Linked DNA regions of Homo sapiens: regions 1 and 2 are each linked to region 3. A link is a loop called in an ENCODE intact Hi-C map of the cell type or tissue named here. Cell type or tissue: heart right ventricle. All regions are shown on one strand. Each heading gives the region's core, and the rest is flanking DNA. Links, peaks and the distances in the headings are about the cores only.

Evidence for each region. Hi-C counts contacts between places; a loop is a spot of excess contacts. Peaks named below come from ENCODE experiments on the same cell type or tissue, not always from the same donor. Only the 100,000 strongest peaks of a DNase experiment are listed, where the experiment ranks them.
Region 1: a loop joins it to region 3, with 2.3 times the contacts of the local background. A loop is called at or near these places in 24 of 110 quality-filtered maps.
Region 2: a loop joins it to region 3, with 2.1 times the contacts of the local background. A loop is called at or near these places in 16 of 110 quality-filtered maps.

What each region holds. Positions count from the first base shown.
Region 1 is chr13:32,017,638-32,022,602 of GRCh38, forward strand. No RefSeq gene overlaps it. Among named protein-coding and RNA genes, the nearest start is that of FRY-AS1, 12 kb to the right of the region's middle. RefSeq lists a silencer at 2,154-2,253. In heart right ventricle, for the core only: a CTCF peak has its summit at 2,176 (motif pointing right); a DNase peak (open chromatin) is centred at 2,154; H3K27ac peaks cover 80 bases.
Region 2 is chr13:31,844,553-31,849,517 of GRCh38, forward strand. LOC124903150 (a long non-coding RNA gene) reads right to left here and starts at 4,184. Exons shown (of 3, transcript XR_007063747.1): 1 at 4,104-4,184. It overlaps LOC124900336 (a long non-coding RNA gene), which reads left to right and starts at 2,653. Exons shown (of 2, transcript XR_007063748.1): 1 at 2,653-4,965. It also overlaps the pseudogene EEF1DP3. RefSeq lists a silencer at 1,900-2,419 and enhancers at 2,268-2,769, 2,770-3,269. In heart right ventricle, for the core only: no CTCF peak of the experiment used is centred there; a DNase peak (open chromatin) is centred at 2,089; H3K4me3 peaks cover 2,248 bases; H3K27ac peaks cover 2,344 bases.
Region 3 is chr13:31,907,467-31,912,431 of GRCh38, forward strand. It overlaps the pseudogene EEF1DP3. Among named protein-coding and RNA genes, the nearest start is that of FRY-AS1, 120 kb to the right of the region's middle. In heart right ventricle, for the core only: CTCF peaks have their summits at 2,623 (motif pointing right) and 2,826; a DNase peak (open chromatin) is centred at 2,611; H3K27ac peaks cover 2,500 bases.

The DNA.
Region 1 (4,965 bases), core at 1,022-3,521, 110 kb after region 3:
AAGGGGGAAGAGGAGTGGAAAGAGGAACTGAAGGCTGCGTATAAAGGCAGCTGTGTTGAGACATTAAGCGATGATTGGGAAGTCAGGAAGGTAGGCTAGGAATTTGTATTAGTCTATTCTCTCATTGCTGTAAAGAAATATCTGAGACTGGGTAATTTATAGAGAAAAGAAGTTTGACTCATGGTTCTGTGGGCTATACAGGAAGCATAGTGGCTTCTGCTTTTGGGGACCTCTCAGGAAGCTTCCAATCATGCCAGAAGGAAAAGGGGAGCAGGCACCTTAACATGGCAGGAGCAAGAGAGAGTGAGGGGGTAGGTGTTGCACACTTTTAAACCACCAGATCTCATGAGAACTCACCATCATGAGGACAGTACCAAGAGAGATGATGCTAAGCCTTTCATGAGATATCTACCCCATGATCCAATCACCTCCCACCAGGCTCCACCTTCAACAACGGGGATTACAATTCAACGTGAGATTTGCTGGGGACACAAATCCAAACCATATCAGAATTGGAAGGAAATGTGGGATAAGATAAGGGTTTTTGTTTTGTTTCTGTTTGCTTGTAAGACAAGAGGTATTGGCTATGTTTTCATAAAGGCAAGAAAGATTTTATAGAAAGGGAAAGGTTAAGATGCCAGAGACCCATAGGAGTGACAATCTTGGGCAGGAGGCAGAAACAGGGTCAGGAGAGGGGACAAAGGTGGCTTTGTGGATTTGATGGCAGAAAAATGGGACTTCCTATCCGGTGCCATGTAGGAGGCAGGGTCGTCCCTGAGAACGAGATGGGAGGAGGGAAGCAGGAAGGCTGTGGAGTGCACAGGGCAGAAATGACTGTTGCAGTGAGGGATGCTTGCTGGGCCCAGGAAGGCCTGGTGGGGAGGTCTGCTTCCCTGACCTGCCTGTGGGGTTTTCCACTCACCACCTCCCCGTTGACCCTGCCAGTGTTCTTAGAAGGGTGTAAGAATGTTGTTTTGATTTTGTTCCCGTGTTTTTCCAAAGTCAAATTGTACCACGTTATAGAATTTCCTACAAATCCTGAATATTCTGACGTGGGAGCAAGTGCTTTCTGCTCTGGTAATTTTACGCTATTTGATTTCAAATTAGTTTCGTGATTTGTTTCCTCCCATGTTTACCCTTTGAGTTGCTTATTCCCTTTGGCTTCATCATTTGAAAAACTCATGATTTGGTGTCCGTCTTTTCTGGTTTTTTTTTTTTGCAACCACGTCTCACAGTTTAGAGCCTTCCATTTCATTTTATGGAACATGTTGTAAAGTTGGAATCTTTCATGCAAGCCCACTTGCAAAAATATCCAAATATTTTTGCCTTATGTATTTCTTGGTATTCTCTCTTTCTCTCTCTCTCTGTATTTCTTGGTATTCTCTCTCTCTCTCTCTCTGTGTGTGTGTGTGTGTGTGTGTGTGTGTGTGTGTGTGTCTGTGTCTGTCTGTCTGTCTCTGTCACTTTCAGGTAGCATTCGTGGCAATAACGAGAATGTCTGCTGGACCCTTTACCTCTCTCTTCCCTCCCCTCTATATACCTGGTGCTCACCAGGTCCCTGCTGCTGTTTTGTCGCTTGACTTTGTATCATATTGAGTTTCTGTCCTGGGTTCTCTGCTTGTACTCTGTCTTCTCCTTTTCATAATCACTCCAGGTCCCTGCCACTTTTTTTCTGGACACCCAGAGTCTTTTTCTTTCTTCCAGTGACAGTCAGAAGTTGGGGGAGCCCCCTTGGATGCATATTGTTGGAGGTTCCTAAGTTCATACCAAGTATCTTTAGAAATCAGGAAGGATGAGGAACAGAACTAACATTTTATGAGCATCTACTGGTATTGGATGCATTTCTTATGCTACCTTATATTAACCTTTACCATAACCTTGTGGTAGGGAGTATTGTTTTGATTTCATAGACAGATAAGTCAATCCCAGAAAGATTCCATAACTTGAGAAATATATCAGGGCCAGGACTAAAACTGTCCTTGTTTCCTGCCTGAAGCTCAGGGTGACTGACGGTTATCATTGTCAATGTCTAGACACGAAATATTCATCCCAGTTAGGCATGGGCCTAGGTGTTACCTCAGATCTTGAACTCACGCTGTGATATGAAAGTGGTCTCCTAGCAGTCAGGCATCTTGAGTCCTGGAGTCCAGACAGAAGGTGCCTCTACCACTAGGTGGGGATGTAGCAGCACCACAAATGAGTACACTACAAATGGAAAGACCCTCTAGAACAAAGGCGTTCAAACTTAAAAAATAAGAATAATTTATTGCAGTGAAACAACATATAATTAACCATTTTAAGGTGACTCTTCTGTGACATTTTGTACATTCGTGGTGTTACACAACCACCACTTCTATCTAGTTCCAGCACATTTCCATCACTCCAAAGTAAAAACCCCTTCACCATTAAGCAGATTCTCCCAGTTCTTCACTCCCCGTAGCCCCTGGCAACAGCTGATCTGCATTCTGTCTCTATGGATTTACCTATTCTGGATATTTCTTATAAATAGAATCATACCATATGTGACCTTTTTGTATCCAGCCTTCTTCAATTAGCATAACATTTTGGGGGTTCATCCATGTTGTAGCATGTTCCCAAACTTCATTCCTTTTTACGGATTAATAATATTCCATTACATATATATGCCACCTTTCGTTTATTCATTGATCCATTGATAGACATTGAAGACTTTGAGCTATTACGCATAGTGCTGCTATGAACATGCATGTACATATACTTGTTTGATAACTTGTTTTCATTTCTTTGGGGCATGTGTACACAGTGAAATTACAGGGTCGTATGCTAATTCTATGTTTAACTCTTTGAGGAACCATCAGATTCTTTCCATAGTAGTTAAACCGTTTTGCATTCTCACTAGCAGAGTATGAAGATTTCAAACTTTTTAAAACCATGACTCGCAATATAAAGTACATTTTACATTGCAACCCAGTATTTAACCGTGTGTATGTATACATACAAATATAACAGAGGTTTCATGAAACAGTACTCAACCTGACTGTGAATGATGCCCTCTAATGTATTCCCTCCTATTCTATGTCATTAGGAAAGTGTCTTGGTTTGACCCACCAAATTAACTCCACAACTCAAAGTTAATTTGCTATCAGTTGAAGTCACAGATATTTTCATCATCACTACAGTTGCTTTAGGCATATTGAAATATTATTTATGATCATTCTTTTATTTAAAATTTCTTATAATTATTACGCCTCTGGATAATGTTATTTAAAGCACCATTTGAAGAAGCAGGTATATACGATACCACAATTTTGTGTTTTTTTAAATAGTTGAATAACTATGTTTCAAAATAATTGCTTTCTTTGTCACCCTGTGTCTTCCACATTTTATTCATGTAAACACATTATTCTGAGAAGGAACTCATGGGCTTCGCCAGACTGCCAAAAGGGCTCATGGCACAAAAATACTTAGGAACATGCTAGACTACACTGTCCAATAAGGGAGCCATTAGCCACTTGTAGCTATTGTGTACAATATTGTGTACAATGGCTGCAAGATGGATGTGGCTAGTCCAAATGCAGATGTGCTGTCAAATACCCACTGGATTCCAACTATTTGGTACAAAAAATATTAAATGTCTCACTAATATTTTTTATATTCATTAATTATTGAAATGATTTTTGGCATATTGGGTTAAACAAAACAGATTATTAAAATTAATTTCACCTGCTTGTTGGTTATTTTAATGTAGCTACTTAAAAATTGAACACTGCGTGTGTGGTTCGCATTGCATTTCTGTTGGACATCACTGGCTTAGCACCAGATCGGAGTTCCAATCTTGTTGTTATCACAGGACCAGTAGTAATCACTGTTACTGTTACTGTCATTACTCTGCTGCGGGACCTACCCTGATAAATTTCAGTTTCCTCCTCTGGAAGTGTAGATATAAAGCCAAAGGAGAGCATATTGCTGTGCTTATTCTGTATTCAGCCTTTTTCCTAATACATTTCTCACTATTGGAATTGTCTAGTCATCTCATCTTTCATCCAGAAGTCTGGTGAAGGCCCATGTCCATGTCCCTTCCCTTATGCTTCTGCTACCCCTTGTTGTAATGAACACAAAATATAAATTATATATGGGAAAATCATATACCAAGGTAAGGATATAAGAATTCATAGACAAATAAATATTTAAAAATAATTTTAAAGGATAAGAAAAAGGGGAAACTCCCTTGAGGAGCAAAGAAGGTGGAAAATAAGGCTTGTGGTAGGGTGGAGTAGTAATTTGACCACAGTTGCCACCCATCCTGTATTTATCCAAAGGCCAGAGTGGCATTTGGATAAGACTCAGGCAAACCACCAGCACATTCCTGGAGTTGATGAATGGCCACTTAAACAGCAGGACACCCCTGGCATGTCCCTAAACCCAAAACTAAAAGTCCAGCAGGCTATTACAATGAGGGAAGGTGCCAGCATGTGTCTTTAAGGGCGATGGGCTGAGCAGGGACCACTCACCCTCTTATTTGTCTGATTCTTACACTGATGGGAGCCCTGAGAATCTAACATTAGCATCCTGGGAATACAAAGCCCTTTCATCTACATAATCTCCTTTAAGATCATGAAACAACCTTATGTAAAGGGCAGAATCATGTGTACCTTATAAATGAGAAAGAAATAGGTCAAACACATAAGTGGATCACTGAGGCCATTACTGGGTGGAGCAGGGTTTATCTGACCATGAGCTTGAGTTTCTCCACAGCTAACACTGAGGGTCAGAATCATGACCCTCCACTTCTGTTTCCTTGGGCTTCTCAGAGTGATCTCACCCCTGTGGACGGTCTGCAAAGATCATTACTCTTGACCTCACTTCTGCCTCCTAAGCTGAGCCGTGCAGTTGGAGTCGCTCTTCCCACTAGCCTGCTAAGCTGCTGCCTTCCATCATTCAGACAGTTTCTGACAGCCCCACCCTCCTACACAAAGCCCTGCCTGT
Region 2 (4,965 bases), core at 1,022-3,521, 63 kb before region 3:
TTTTTTTCCCTAGGGCTTGTAATGTTTCTAGCTCCCAATCAAAACACAGAAAGACTCCAAGTGAAAAAACAGGTTTCACTTGCTACTGCTTAGAGAGCTTTTTTAGCTCAAGAGTTCTTTGCACTTATAAGGAAGCTTTACAACTCAAAAGGTTGACAATATTGAGAATATAGGATCCAAGGTCAGTAGATGGAGTTTCATCCAACCTCCGTCTCTTAGAAGACATACAGCCTTGAGCACAACCCCTTCACCTCTCTGAGCTTCAAAGGAGGCAATGCACAAAAACCGTTTATACATACCACAAAGGTAGAAACAAAAGTCAGTTGGTGTTACCATTGTTTGCTTATATGATGATGACTGAGACCATTAACCAAAATCACACACTACACCAGGGATAGAAATGACCCAGAAGGAATAGAAAATTTACTTCCTAATTAGCCTGTGCCTCTTTAACTGAGCTCTAGTCCACAGTTCTACTCTGTCCTGTAACTGTCCAGCTTCACTTCCTGTCACACCTCTCACACTCAGCCACTTTGGCCACTGCTGAAACATTACACATCCTTCAGCCCCTTTATGATTGTCTTAGCACCTTAAACCTGCACTTCGTTTACCTCCCTAGAGTGACACCTTATTATATTATAAACTGTCCCCTCAATAGACTGGGAACTCCTTGATGACAGAGATCATGCATTATTTATCTTTGTACCCATGTCAGAGTAATTTGATAAACATGGATGTGGATTGTTGAATGAATGGATGGATGCTAGTACATAAGTCAGAATTTCTGCCCACAAAGAAAGAATTGTGACATACTCCAAATATGTGTTTATGTGGATTTCCCCACAGCACCATCACTCTGGATACTTTTTTTTTTGAAACAGTGTCTCTCTCTGTCACCCAGGCTGCAGTGCAGTGGCACCATCATAGCTCACTGCAGCCTCAGCCACCCGGGCTCAAGTGTTAATACAGTTATATTTTATTTTATTGTCACGATGGAGTCTTGCTCTGTCACCCAGGCTGGAGTGCAGTGGCACAATCTCGGCTCACTGCAACCATCGCCTTCTGGGTTCAAGCAATTCTCCTGCCTCAGCCACACGACTAGCTGGAATTACAGGCACGCACCACCATGCCCGGCTAATTTTTGTATTTTTAGTAGAGACGGGGTTTCAGCATGTTGGCCAGGCTGGTCTCGAACTCCTGACCTCGTGATCCACTTGCCTCTGCCTCCCAAAGTGCTGGGATTACAGGCGTGAGCCCCGTGCCCGGCCAATACATTTTTAAACATCAGAATTATTGAGATACTGTTCACATTCCATAAAGTTCAGCCCTTTAAAATGTACAATTCAGTGGTTTTTAGAATATTCAGAGCTGTGCATCCATTCCCACTATCAAATTGCAGAACATTCTCATCACCCTAAGAGAGTCCCATCCATTAGCAATCACTCCCCAGCCCTCCCACCCCAACAACCACTAATCTACTTTCTATCTCTATATTTTTAATTGATTGTTTGCTATACAGTATACATAGCATTACATATGAGAATGCAACTCTTCTCTGGACAGAAAAGAAATAAACGCTGAGGCAGCTTTGATTTAGCATTGAAATACAGAATCAATCTGTAACCAGCTCTATGACCTTGGACAAGTTGTTTAACTGGATTTAGTTTCTTCATAAGATAAAGAAGTCTAGAGGTGTGTAAGGACACCTTCAGGTTAAAAAACAAGCAAAAACAAAAAAGCCTTGGTGACAATTCCAGTGCTTCACCCTAGACAGCCTTTCCTGGGCTTCCGTGAGAAACGAATTTATACAAATAAGATTTCACACCACAGCTGCCGCGGCCACTGCCCTCCCCGCGCAGAGCTCTAGAGATGTTTTCTCTTTTTCTTTTCTTTCTGGCCGTCTATTTATCTCTGGGCTGGCAAGGAGAGGGAGAACTGCAGCGCCCAGGAGCGGAGGCCGAGCGCGCCGGTGCCCGCAGGAAGCCTCGCCCAGCGCGGACCGCACCCTCCCGCGACGCCCCTGGAGAAGCCGCCAGTCTCTGGGCCGCCAGCAGCGCGCGCCCCCGGCGTGGGAGGAGCGCGGCGAGCAGGGGCGGGGCCAGTGACTCCCGCAGCCAATCGGGGTGGCGGCGCGTCCTTGGAGGGTCCGCAGCTCGCCCGGCGCGCACGGGGCGGGGCTCCGCTTGACCGTGGCGGTCGCCGGGCAGCAGAGCCCGGGCGCAGCGAGCGCAGCGCAGCGCAGGGAGCGCAGGCGGTGGCGGCACCAGGTTCCCGGGGCTCCAGCGCTCGGCGCAGCGAAGTAGCCTCCGGCGGTGGCAACTACGGCGGCGGCGCCGGGGCGATGCTGTGGGTCTCGTTGGGCGCCGGTGTCCTGGCCTCTTCCTCAGGTACCCAGCCCCGCTTGCCCCTCGCCCCGGGGAACCGCAGCGCCCGGGAGGTAGCTTTGTGAGGCTGTGGGCTCGCTGCCGGGGAGTGGGTGGGTGGGGCCGGGCGGGGCTGTGCGGTCTGGGCCGCCTTCCCTCGGAGGAAGAGGGTGGGGACCGAGGGAAGCGGGCGGGGGTGGGAGCGCTGTCTCCGGGCCGCCGCTGATGGCATCCCAGGGCTCCGTCCTCCTCCTGCCTCCATGTGGGTTGAAAGAGGTTTTGTTCCAGGAGAAAGTTTGATGCCTAGACTTGAGGAGCCAAATTCGGGGGTCCCTGAGGTCCGCGCCTTTAAAGAGGCAGCCCGCCCTGCCGTGTGAGCCCGTGCCCTGCGTGTGGGCACGTGGGAACCCGTACCTGAGCAGCATTCCTGACACGGGACCTTCCTTGAGAAAATTCCCCTGTGGAAGAATCCCCCTTGGGGAGGGGGCTTTGTGGAGATGGCACCCAGAGCCCGCCCAGTGTGGGTTTTGCTTGAAAACAGTGCAGCAGGTAGTCAATGCCCCCTTGTTATCTTCCCGTAGAATGGACTCGACCAAGATCTATGATCTAAGAGCTTCAAAAATTAAATCTACCTTGCCATCTAATTAAACATCCCCAAACACTAGTGTGTTCAAGGTGCCAATAATTACTCTGTCGATTCTTTAATATTTTCTTATTGCCCATACTTTCAGTTGGCTTTTGCAGTTTTGGAAAGGGTGCTGTGGAGCATACCAAAGTGGGTAGAAGTTATGGCTCACCTCTCAGGGTGATAGCCCAGTGCAAAAAAATACAGAACACATGCCTGTCCACTCGAAGATAGGAGAAGGTTTCAGCCTTCAAAGCAAGATAGATTAGGTGGGGGTTATTTGCTTTACAAAACTTCCTCCAGTGCAGAGAAGTGATGCTTAGAGTTAAAACTGAGTTTTACACAAGTTTGTAGGAACACATCTATCATAAAGCGGCTCAGGGTAGAGGTAGTGACAGGTAGAGGTAGATATCGCATAGTCTTGCCATTAAGCAAATCTAAAAAAATGCATGTTAAATTCTGCATCATTCTCACTGATCACACGTGGATGCTCACATTTACATTTTTCCTTTCTTATCAAGATGTATTCCTACCATAAGACAACTTCATAATTCCCTCAAAACGCCTTAGCCAAGGCCATTTTGTGGTCCATATAATTTACCCCATGCTAAAAAACGTATCTGTAAAAACATTTACATTTAAGGGAATTTCCCTAGTGGTGACACAGTAGTGTCCATACATTGAGCACATTTTATTCACCAGACACATTACTAGGTGTGGACGTATATTAATACTTTAATTCTTGCAATCACTCTAAGGAGGTATTATTATTAGTTTCCCTGTTTTTGAATTTAAAGAGTTCAGGTAATTTTGCCAAGATTATTGGGCAAGTAAGTGATAGAGGCAGGATTTGAACCTGGATCTGTTTGACTCCCTGCCCATGCTCTATACTGTCTCCCAGTTCTTCTTGAGAGTTGCCCTTATTGTAATGCAGTGGCAACATATGCTATCTCTACTGGCCTGGTGCATCAGACCCCTTTACAGAGTGTTTTCTCCCACTGGGAACCCCCACTGTGTACATGTATACTGAAAGGCAACACTGGCGGTCTCCAGACTCTCCCCATCCCATCCCCAGCCTATAAATCAGATGGAAATATCCAAACATGTAAACCCACCTCATTCTTTCAGATAAGTCGGCCCCAGAAGACAGGTAACCAAGTGTTTCCCGTACTGGCACTTAAAGAGCAGTCTCTATCTTCTCAACCATCCAAGTCTATTTTAGCTCTGCATATGGAAGTACACTCCATCAGTTGGCAACAACACATCCCCTGCAGCGTTCACACTGGCACACTCGTTCTCTTGTACCAACTGTCAGAGAATTTCTGACCCGGGCCAGGCTACCTAAAAGGAAAGACTGAAATGAAGTCGCTGGGGAAAATAGTATTAGTTCCAGGGAATCCCTGAATTCTCCATGCAGGGCCCTAGGAACAGAAAGCAGGCCTTCTGCATAGTGGGAAATACCACGTATAAGGTGCAGTCTATTTTCAACACTATTGAAATACGTGTTCACCATATAAAACTACACCTGTTGTCTTGGTGATGGATGTAGCCACACGCCTATTCCTAATTTGATACTCACTTCTATGTTAAAGTAGTTGTTGCTTGGCTGAATGGTATCAAAAACTGATGTCACAATTGTGACAGTTTTGAAGCTGTGCCTAAAAAATTATTATAATCTACATCCATTGTTTTATAATTTCTCTTCCCTAGAGTTGTGTGTGTGTGTACGTGTGTGTGTTCTCTTCCTTGGTATGATTTTTAACTGTCTCTGCTTCTAAAATAATTTGCAGTAGTAAGCTTTAAAAAAAGTTCATTTTTGAGCTGTGACCATATGCTGCCTGGAAACGTATCCTTATAGTTGGCATTTTACTCATGTTACTCTCGTGCTAAGAATCTCAAAGTCCCATATGCATGCTTTGAGATTTCAAATGGACCCTCCTGTCTAAGTATTTCACTCCATTCTTGGTAGCAGTAGTA
Region 3 (4,965 bases), core at 1,146-3,645:
CCCAAACAGATCCCAATCTATCTAATCCTTTCCATTTCCATTATCAACACTCCAGTCCTAATCACTGTTTGCTCTCGCCCTTGCCTATTGTAAGAGCCTCCCAGGTTTGTCTCCCTCCTCCTATTCTTGTCTCCCTTCAGTCACTTCTTCACACAGCAATGATCTTTTAAAATAATAATAATAATGTGTCACACTCTCCTCCCCGTTTATAATACCCCTATGGCCTCCTATCTCATTTGCAATGAAATCCAGACTCTGCCTGGTTTATGAAGCCCCTACATCATCTGGACCCTGTCTAGTTCTCCAATATCATTTTGCATCGCTCTTCCCTTTTTACACCCCAACCAAACAGTTTACTTTTTATTTTTGTAACACACCAAGCATGTTCCTACCATAGAGCCTTTGCATGTGTTGTTTCTGGGCTGGATGCTCTTAAACCTAATATGTGCGTGGCTAGATTCTTCTTAACATTCATGTCTCAGCCTCATTCTGTCCTCATAGACGTCTCCCTGACACCCAGCCTATTAGGTTGGTGCAAAAGTAATTGCAGGTTTGCCATTATTTTTGCACCAGCCTAATAAAACAGTGACTCTCTGTCATGTTACTATGCCTTAATTCTCTGTGATGTATTTGTTGTACTATTCGACATTTTCTTATGCATCTATTAATTTTTCCTTTTTAGTTTGTGTGTGCGTGCTCACACATAATCATATTATCAGCTTATGAGAGCAGGGGTCCTGTGGTCTTATTCACCACAATAACCTCAGTGCTTGGAACACTGCACGTAGTAGGTGCTCAAAAAACACATTTTGAACAAATGAATAAACCAATTTAAGCAGCAGGAAAATCTGTTAAATGGGAAATAAGCGACATTTTCTCTTTTATTTTATGGTGAGGTCTTGGCTGATTTAGCCAAATTTCTAAGGACTAACCGAGAAAATAAAACTGAAACACATCATTTGGCCGATTCGTTTCAGTGAAACTCCTTTCTTCTGAATTTGTGATCAAGCCCGCCATAAAGAAGAGACATGATGGCACTGTAAATCTGATAAATTTCTGATGAGATACATGGCAGTTTAATGCAACTTGGTGACATGACCCTTATGCTCTTACCACTGCTGGGTCCTCATTCATGCGATGAGACTGTAGCCCAAACTCTAAGTAGGTTCTGACAAAGATGGAAAGCTTGGAGTACTAAGAACTGCTCCAGTGATACTCCAGTTCTTTTCCCATTCTTTCCTCCTTTTTACTGATGCAAGATAAAATGGGAAGTACAGCAGGACAAGGAGTGCGATTCGTGCTCAGAGTAGCTGTATTATGGGTTCTCACCTGGCTGAAACTCCTATTTGCATGGGATTATCTGACTCTCAGCTAAGATACACTGTTTCCCTAAGGCAATTTCGGAGGCCAAGCCCAAAATTGACACATTTAGAGATTCAGGAGCAAATAACTTTGTATTTATTTGTCAGTGAAGCACTATTTATGGCATTTCAATCACGTGGCAATCTTAAGACTGTAATTATAGAGGTCTAAGAAGAATATAGAACATTTCTTCTGACTTATCCTTTTGAGATTTAGAATTGAAAATAGTTTGATCTCTTTTTTCAGCCCCTCAGAGATAACTTACATGACCTTTAGCCAATTCCCCATTCTTCCTTTCTCATTTCACAATTGCAAATGCTACTGGGTAGTTTTCCTCTGTTTTGAGCCCCACCCTTCCTGTTGCTAAGCAGATGAACTGGATTACATAAATTGTCAATTTCTCAGCTGTGACAATGAAAAAGACAGGACAACAGTAGCCAGAAATGAGGACAGCTGCTTCTAGCACTTGGGATTTGGGGTTAGATGATGAAGAGAGAATCAAAAGGAAATAGGTGAAGTTAGCATAAGTAAAAAGTTAGACACAATTCTATTACTTTAATACAAACTCTGTTAACATTTGGGTATATTTCTTTCAGAGATTGGTACTCATATTAGAGTGGAGTTATTTGGGTTTTTGTTTTTCCTTTATGCCTACTTATAATTTACATGCTCTTATCCTTTGTTTTATAATATTTACAAGTTGCAGTTATTATTTTAATATTTCAGGTTAAGTTGACTTTTCAATATGGAGTCAGTTTTAAGTGTGTGCGTTTTAAAGGGGCATATTTGCATTTCTGACCCACAAAGACTAACATCACTTGTGACAATTAATTTTCACTCATCTAAATTTTGCAATGTTTTTAAACCAAAACAGGTTTAATAATGATAGGTATCCACTAAACATCCAGCTTTTATCACATCACCTGTAGCTTCCCATGGAAATTTTCTACGAAGCAAACATTGGCTAGTATTACAGATATTTCCTTTTCAAGCCCTCATGTTTAATCAACTCCGCTTACCTGTGTGGCTTTAATAAGCGTAATGCCAACTCCAGCTCCCCAGAGTGAGGTAAACAGTATGTATGGGCATAATTAGCAAATCATTTGGTTGTAAGATGTTGTATGATTCACATATTTGGTTTTCTTTAATGAGGCATTCCTCTCCAGACACATTAGTCGTTTCCCAAAATGCTCCTTTGCAAATAGCTATAGAAACAGCAAATGATGAACTAAAAAAGGTGTGCTGCACGTGGGACACCAGAGGGCGCTAGAGTAATGTTATAATGTGCCTCTGCTTTTCTCTTAGCTTTGCTATTAAAAAATTAAAGCTTTTAAAATAATACACTACCTTGTCTTGAAGACATTTATTTGAAGTTATACGATATAGCTTTATGATTTGAGTCAAACATTTATTATTATTTATCATTACAGTCAGCATCTTCTCAAAAGCAGGTCTTTTATTCCCATGCTGAATTTTAGAAAAGAAATTCTAACAATAGTCCTCCTCTTAGACTTTTTTTTTTTAAGGAAAACACATTATTATTCTTAGATTGTGACTTTGTCCTCTCCCAAGAGACAGTCACGTGTGTTAAAATGTTTAGTAGTTCTAGTCTGCTAGAAATGAATAATAGAGGAAGTGAATTATTTCTAAACTTTTAGAACCACAGAATTTGGGCATTTGATCAGTATTTGTCTACTGTTGAATTTAAAATAAAACATATGAATGTATCAGGATAAAGTGGCAGTGCTGCAAAAATTTGAAGTGCTGAAAAAAGTTAGAAAATTAAATTGGCATTTATTAATAATAAGCAACCATTTTAGTGTAGCTAGAAGGTTTATTTTCTAGTGTTAAGCTGTCTTAAAAATCAGAGGTATTTTTGTTCAACATAATTTACTGAAAAGTGTGTATAGAATGCTTAATATGTATGTGCCTAAAATTGCTCTTAGTGACCAAATATTCACATGCTGGGTGTGGTGGCTCATGCCTGTAATCCCAGCACTTCAGGAGGTAAGAGGGTTCCTTGAGGCCAGGAATTCAAGAGCAGCCTAAGCAACATAACAGGACCCTGTCTCCACAAAAATTTTAAAAGCAGCCAGGTGTGGTGGTGTGTGCCTGTAGTCCTAGCTACTTGGGAGGCTAAGGCAGGAGGATTGCCTGAGTTCATGTGTTCAAGGCTATAGTGAGCAGTGATCGTGCCGCTAGACTCCAGCCTGGGTGACAGAGCGAGACCCTGTCTCAAAACAAAAAATCAAACCCCAAAACCACAAAAAATTCACAAGACAACTTACGTAATCTAAGATATAAATCACACATACCAGACATGAAATTTGCAAATGTGTATCAGATAAAATACTATGTGTTTAAAGGATGGGGATGCTATGTGACTGAAGGGTTAGGGGAGACTGGCGAAATGGAAGGAACTAGCTGAGCTTGAAGGATGGGGTAGGATCTAATTCAGCAGAAAACAAATTATAGCAGAATAACCATGGCCAGAAAGGGAGAGATGACACAAATGCATGTGCAGCAATATATCAAGCATCTGCTTTTCATCTTTCCACAGGGAGGTCCCATCTCGCATTGTAAAGGGCATTGTTTTTATGTTATTTCTTTGTCTTTCATGTTGTGGTGTGTATTGGTTTGGGTTTTCTGGTTGTTTTCTTTGTGTTCTTTTACCAGAAAACAAAAACAAAAACAGCCTTTCAGAGGGGAAATCATTCCTCATCCCCAATATGACCAGTATTTGTTCCAGCCTTTCCCAGCTCTGGTCCAGCCAGATGAGAGTGCTGCTGTAATGTCCAGTGCTATGGCTGGGCGGCCTCAGGGAGAGCGAGGGTTCAAGTCCTCAGCCTTCTCACAGCGCTGCATCCAGGTGGATGCCACAGATCTTTCGATGCTGTGCCCTGTACACTGGGAAATTGTCTGTTTCCCTCTAGGGACTGAGGTTCTCAAGGTAGAATCATGGCCTGATTCCACTTTGTAGTCCTAATGCTCAATGCACATTGGGAAGTCAGTAAATATTTCTTTTTTAATGTAATTATCTATTTATTAGTCCAAGATCAGTGTAAATGTATTGTAGAAAATTATAAAATACATATAAGAAAAATACTTTTTGAAAAACATTGTAATCCTACAACAGTTTATTGGTATTACCTTAGTGCCTATCCTTCCAAACACTTTCTGTCCACCTCTATGTTTATCTGTTTTGCTATGTATCTACCTATCTAGGTATTTTTAAACTGAGATTAGACTATACACACTTTTATAGCCAGTGTTTTCTCATTTAATAATCTCCACATTTCCATGTTAGTAAGTATTGATCTTAAATGATCATTCCTATCAACAAACTTGCTGCATAAAAATCCCCCTGGGGAATGCTTGCCAAAATGCAGATTCCTAGGGCCCAGGCTGGATCTGCAGATTCAGAATCTCCAGGGTTATGGCTCTGGAATTTGTATTTTCACAAGCATCTGAATGCTCATATTCCAGTCACTGATCTACACCATCATTTTGGGGAGCCAGAATAGATTTCCACTGTCTAGACAGATATATTGCATTTAACCAATCCCTAGTTCAGTTTTTTCATTATCATGAGGCAGGTCATAA